Regions from separate parts of the Homo sapiens genome. Here region 1 is linked to region 2. The links are chromatin loops, found by intact Hi-C in ENCODE. Cell type or tissue: Calu3. All regions are shown on one strand. Each heading gives the region's core, and the rest is flanking DNA. Links, peaks and the distances in the headings are about the cores only. Region 1 has its middle 72 kb from the start of SLC37A3. Region 2 holds the start of LOC107986854 (a long non-coding RNA gene).

What was found. A loop is a pair of places that touch in the nucleus more often than their neighbours do. Peaks named below come from ENCODE experiments on the same cell type or tissue, not always from the same donor. Only the 100,000 strongest peaks of a DNase experiment are listed, where the experiment ranks them.
Region 1: a loop joins it to region 2, with 4 times the contacts of the local background. A loop is called at or near these places in 10 of 110 quality-filtered maps.

What each region holds. Positions count from the first base shown.
Region 1 is chr7:140,325,147-140,328,054 of GRCh38, reverse strand. No RefSeq gene overlaps it. Among named protein-coding and RNA genes, the nearest start is that of SLC37A3, 72 kb to the left of the region's middle. In Calu3, for the core only: a CTCF peak has its summit at 1,586; a DNase peak (open chromatin) is centred at 1,604.
Region 2 is chr7:140,230,164-140,233,071 of GRCh38, reverse strand. LOC107986854 (a long non-coding RNA gene) reads right to left here and starts at 1,586. Exons shown (of 2, transcript XR_001745386.2): 1 at 1,451-1,586. RefSeq lists silencers at 1,650-1,699, 1,750-1,799, 2,380-2,539. In Calu3, for the core only: no CTCF peak of the experiment used is centred there; DNase peaks (open chromatin) are centred at 1,571 and 2,351.

The DNA of each region.
Region 1 (2,908 bases), core at 115-2,614, 95 kb before region 2:
TGCTGCCTTGGTGTTTCTCCCCCAATTCTGTGTCTGCACAGTCAGCGGAGGTGTGACTGTTTCACGTGCCCGGCTGACCCAGGTCTGCCTTGGGTCCCTGCTCGGGCACCCCTCTTTCTAACAAATGTTGAATTAACCTTGAATGAGATTGTTGCTTCTAAAATGCCATTGGTCAGCTTTTTACTGCTTGTTCTTGCCCTCTGTTTAAGGAATTTTTTTTTCTTTTTGTCCTTTCAGGAATTAAATAAAAAGTAGCAAAATTGTTTGAAACTGTTTTCAATCCCCTTTATCACTGTGGCACAGGAAGCTGTCATCTCAGAAATTCATTGGCAGAGAAACACAGATAAAAGGGCTACCCTGTTGGACAGGAATGTTCTTTTGGATTTAATGGGATAATTGTATTTAGGTAAAACCTTTCATCTGAGGACTTCAAAGGCCTTTACCTTGTTTAGTAGTTATTATCACACCCTACAGAGTGACATTAGGGTACCACACTCCTAGATATTTTTTGTGTGTGTGCATTTGTTTATTTATTTAGCATTTTGCTTGTTTTCTTAGGCTCACCATGGAAAGCCTCAGGAACCTAACAGCACTGCAGTTGATTTCCATTAAAAAATAGTACCTAACAAATAGCAGACGTAACTGGCCTCTGTGTCCTAGAATGACGAATGAAGATGTTAATAGGGTTATAAAATAAAGAGCAACCATTCTGGAGCCAGGAAGGCGGGGCTGCGAGGGGCAACAGTCGTGACCAAAGTACTGGTGGCAGAGAGCGCTCCTTCCCCACACGCCCCAGTGGGTTTTACTTTTATTGGTTCTACTCAGGTTCCGAAAAGAGATTATTCTGTGAACAAGCTCTTGGAGAGAGTGTAGAGCCTCATAATCCTCCTTAACAGATTTTTTTTTTTTTTGAGACAGAATCTCGCTCCGTTGCCCAGGCTGGGGTGCAGTGGTGCAATCTCAGCTCAGTGCAGCCTCTGCCTCCTGGGTTCAAGCGATTCTTGTGCCTCAGCCTCCAGAGTAGCTGGGATTACAGGCATCTGCCACCATGCCCGGCTAACTTTTGTATTTTTAGTAGAAAACAGGGTTTCACCATGTTGCCCAGGCTGGTCTCAAACTCCTGACCGCAGGTGATCCACCTGCCTAAGCCTCCCAAAGTGCTGAGATTATAGGCGTGAACCACGGCGCCTGACCAACAGATCTTTTGAGAAGCAAGCCTGTGTCATGACCTGAGGGAGGATCCCTAACTTCCTGCCCCCACCCTCCCAGCCCCAGGCTCTGCAATCCGTGAGAGGCCATTGGCACAGCCTCTGGATAAAGGGGTTGGATTGGTGGTGAAGGGAAGAAGCTTTCAGAGAAATCTTGGCAAGAGTGGCCATGGGGTGCCCAGTGCTGTCCCCTTTGCTGTCCCCTTCCACACGCATCTGGTCTTGGCACAGCCATGTCACTGTCTACCAGCTTCTTTAATGCTTCAGGGTCGTGGTGGTTGTGAGAGAGAAGGAGATTTTTATACCGTTGGTTATGTTTTCCTTCCCAAAGAAGCAGTTCTTGGCCTGTGAAAACCCTTTCCCCGTGGCGGACCATTCATACCTCTTGGCTCAGCAGGGGGAGACAAAGTCCCAGACACTGCCTGCTGCACTTGTTTGAAGGAAAGTGCTGCACGCTCTTTATTTCAGTCTCACTTTATATCCGTTTGTTTAGATGTCCTCCTGGCTAGTTATTCTCTCTCTGTTTCCCCTCTGTGTAAGTCCTCGGTTCCCTCCCCTGGCCTCCTATTTCCGCTGGTAACCTCCCAGTCCCTTATACTGGAAGATGCAGAGGACCTGGAGATCGTCCACTGAGACAGTTCAGCCTCAAAATCCCTGACTCAGCCTGTGCTAAAGTCTCAGAAGACGTGGGTCCTTAACTTCACTCGAAATCTCACTCCCTTAAATTAGCTTCTGTCCACCTTTTTCTTCAGTCTTTATGTCTCCAGACCTCTGAATTGAGTCAGTGGAGGGAGGAGAGACCTTCAGTCACCCCCTTCACCTCTCACAGCTGTCATCCCTCTACTACCAATGTTGAACAGATTCTCCGAATGGACAGTCCACCTATGGAAAACCACATTATTTTCCAGCAACTCTTCCTTCCATCATCTGGAATCCAGCTTTGAACTGAGTTTAGAGCTCAGTCGGCTTCCTCCCTCTCTCGTGTGTGAATTCCTTTGTGTTGTCTCTACCAGCTGGCCACTAACCTGTCCGCGGAAACTGTCCCCTTTCAAGGACCAGAGCATGCTCTCCCGGGGAAGCCATTCCATTGTTGGAGAGCTCCCATGGTTAGAACGGTCTTTATCCTATTCACTGGGGATCTCATGATTTCTTCCATTGGTTCTAGGAAAAAGCAACACAAATGTATATTTTCTCTTGAGATACGTGTGTGTGTGTGTATGTATATTTATGTGTGTGTATATATATATAAAATATATAAAATATACAGTTTTTTCCTTATTTACATTGAAGGGCTAACTCAATATATTTGAAGACAACTTCCGTCTTTCCCTTTGAAAAGCTTTTTAGGGCCAGGCGCGGTGGCTCATGCCTGTAATCCCAGCACTTTGGGAGGCTGAGGCGGGTGGATTGCTTGAGGTCAGGAGTTTGAGACCAGCCTGACCAACATGGCAAAACCCCGTCTCTACTAAAAATGCAAAAATTAGCTGGGCGTGGTGGCGGGCGCCTGTAATCCCAGCTATTTGGGAGGCTGAGGCAGATGAATTGCTTGAACCTGGGAGGTGGAGGAGGAGGTTGCAGGGAGCCGAGATCACGCCACTCCACTCCAGCCTGGGTGACAGAGCGAGACTCTCTCTCTCAAAAAAAAAAAAAAAAAAAGCTTTTTCAAAATGTGATTGAAACACTTCCCCCACTATTGCTTT
Region 2 (2,908 bases), core at 123-2,622:
AGTTATTTCAGACTTTTCAGATGGAAGTCATTTTATATCTGTGGTTTCAAACCTGACCAGTCATCTAAATCACTTGAGTATTTAAAACAAAAAACATAACACGCGCCCTGGACCTGCTGAATCCCAATCCAGAGATGCGCTCGGTGATGTGTATTTTTAAACGCCTTCACAGATGACTGTGATGGGCTTTCAGCCCTGGGAACCACTGAGCATCATCTGCTTTGCTGAAAAGATCCAGAGACTTCATCAGGCACCATAGCAGAGACACAGCAAGGCCCCGACTGACAAATCCTCTAGGAGAAACACTCCTATTAAAAATGTTGTAGCCTTGGCCGGGCTCAGTGGTTCATGCCTGTAAACCCAGCACGTTGGGAGGCCGAGGTGGGAGGATCACCTGAGGTCAGGAGTTCGAGACCAGCCTGGCCAACATAGTGAAACCCCGTCTCTACTAAACATACAAAAATTAGCCTGGTGTGGTGGCAGGCGCCTGTAGTCCCAGCTACTTGGAAGCCTGAGGCAGGAGAATCGCTTGAACCCGGGAGAAGGAGGTTGCAGTGAGCCAAGATTACAACACTCCAGCCTGGGTGACAGAGCAAGACTCAAATTAAATAAATAAATAAATAAATAAATAAATGTAGCCGCGGGGGGACGGGGAGGAAGTTGTTTATTTCCTCATGGCTGGGATAATGGCAGTAGTGGAGGTAGAAGCTTCTTGGGTGCAGCCTATTTTAGGCAGGCCGAGCCCAGTCCATGGAACAGGAAACAGTATCTGCAGGTGGGGGACCAACATGAGAGAGGACCACGGGTCTCGAGTTGGCCTGAGGGTGTGGGTAAGGAGGAAATGCACAGTGGGTAACCCGCCCGCCCCTACACACATTCTGTTTTTTTACTTCTGGCTTTTCTGGCAGTCAGTGAACTCTCTTAATCTTAAGGCATGGCGTGTAATAGCAGAGCAAACCTGTGTTGCAAAGGGACAACCTGAAAGAGCATGACTGAAGGGGAAATAAAACTCACCCGGTCCTTCTGGATTTCAGTTTAATCACTGGGTGTGCCCTTGGCACCAGGATCATAAAACAGACCTGGTTTCCTTCCTTTGATGTAGTTAAAGAGCCCTGGATTTGTCGTCGGGGCACCTGAGTTCCAGTCCCAAACCTGTACTAAGCAGCTGTGCCACCATGTGCCTAGGATTTAACTTACCTGAGCCTCACTTCCCCTGCTGGTAAAATGAGTAATCAAACCCATCTTGTGGGTTACAGTGATGGCTGGGTAAAGTAATGCATGGGAAAGCAATTTAGAAACGATCAAACACGACACAAAGGGAAGACCACCGTTTACAGAAGGGAAAGTGACGCAGGACACAGAAAGCGGGAGAAACCGTTCGCCAGCTCCTAGATTCCTCACCTCTGCCCTCCCCCTGTCCTCCCTTCCCCCTCCACGGCAGGGGCCTTACCAACAGCAGGCGCTCTAATCCGCCTGGGCACACACCTGTCCTGGGCTGCTGGGAAGACGCCCCCCGCCCCGCCTAACAAACACACAGAAGTCTCCGGGCCGGGACACCATAAACGTTTCTAGTGGCAAGTCCTCACGGCCCGCGGGCTTCCATTGGCTCGGGAACCCCCTGAGCCTATTTTTCATTGGCTGGCTACTGCTGGGATGAGGAGAGGCAGTCTCAGCCGAGAGTCACTTAGGGCTGCGTGCCCTTTCCTGCCCACCTCCCCGAAGCGGCCCGGGAAGCCCCACTGCTCCCTGCGCGCTCCCTGCGCGCTCCCTGCGCGTCCCGGCCGCGCGCCTGCAGATCCTGCCCGCCCGGCAGCCGTCCCAGGCCGGGAAACAGTAGCCGCCACTCAAATCCGCCCCTTCATCGCCCAGTCCCGCAGTGGACATCTTTCTGGTCCCCCACCCAGAACTGAGCATCACTCCCCCGGTCACGCACATGAGCTGCGCCTCTGTCACTTTTGTCACTCAGTCCCCTTCCTAACTCCTCCCCCCACCCGCAGATTGAAGGGTGCAGTGATCTCCTGGCTCGGTCCCGAATAACGCTGGGTTTAAGTGCACTGGGCCCCAGTTGACAACCAAATAAAGTGGAAACACGTGCGCACCACTCACAGAAAGTATTTCCATTCCGCAGAAGCAACACCTACGGCCCCCACGCCCCCCAGCTCCGAGCCAGAGAACCGGCCCTCTAGGGAAGCCGCCGCCCTTCCCCATCGGGCTGTCATTGTTCCCCGGTCACTTCGGGCGGCGACCCCCACGGCCCGGCCCGCGCGCCCCGACAGCCCCCGCCCGCGGGACCAGCAGCCGCGGCAGGGCACGGGACACCCTTTCCCTGGCGGGGCGGCGTGGGGGCGGCGCTGCCAATCGCTGCGCAGCGCACGTGCTGCACGTCTGCGCATCCGGCCCCGCCCGGCCGGCGTGGTGTGGGGTTGCGGGGGTGCGGGGGCGCGAGGCGCAGCGGCGGTGTGGACGCGCGAGGGTCGAGGGATGCGCGCGTCGCGGGGTGGAGTGCGCGGTGCTTCGGACCCCGGGGCGGCGAGAGTGCGCCGGGGGGCAGTGCGAACGCCCAGGAGTGGGGAGTGCGCAGAGATCTGGGGGTGGCAGAGGACGAGCGCGCCAGCGGGGACCACGGGGGGACCCGAGGGCCCACAAAAGGGTCCGTTCCCCCCTATGCGATGGCTGAGCACCGGGAAACTCCCCAGCGGTCTCCGCCTGTCTCTATCCCTCTCTTACTAGAAACTTGCCACAGCTGGTGGGCGCGGGCCCGCTGCCCTGCACGTCCACCGCCAGATCAGCCCAGGGCCCGCGCCCGGAGGCCAGGGAGCTGGAGGTCAAAGCTTGGTCTCCTGACACCTGTTCAGGAGAAAGCGGATCTTTGTTTGAGGGCCCTCCTTCCGCCACCCACCGCCCCCGC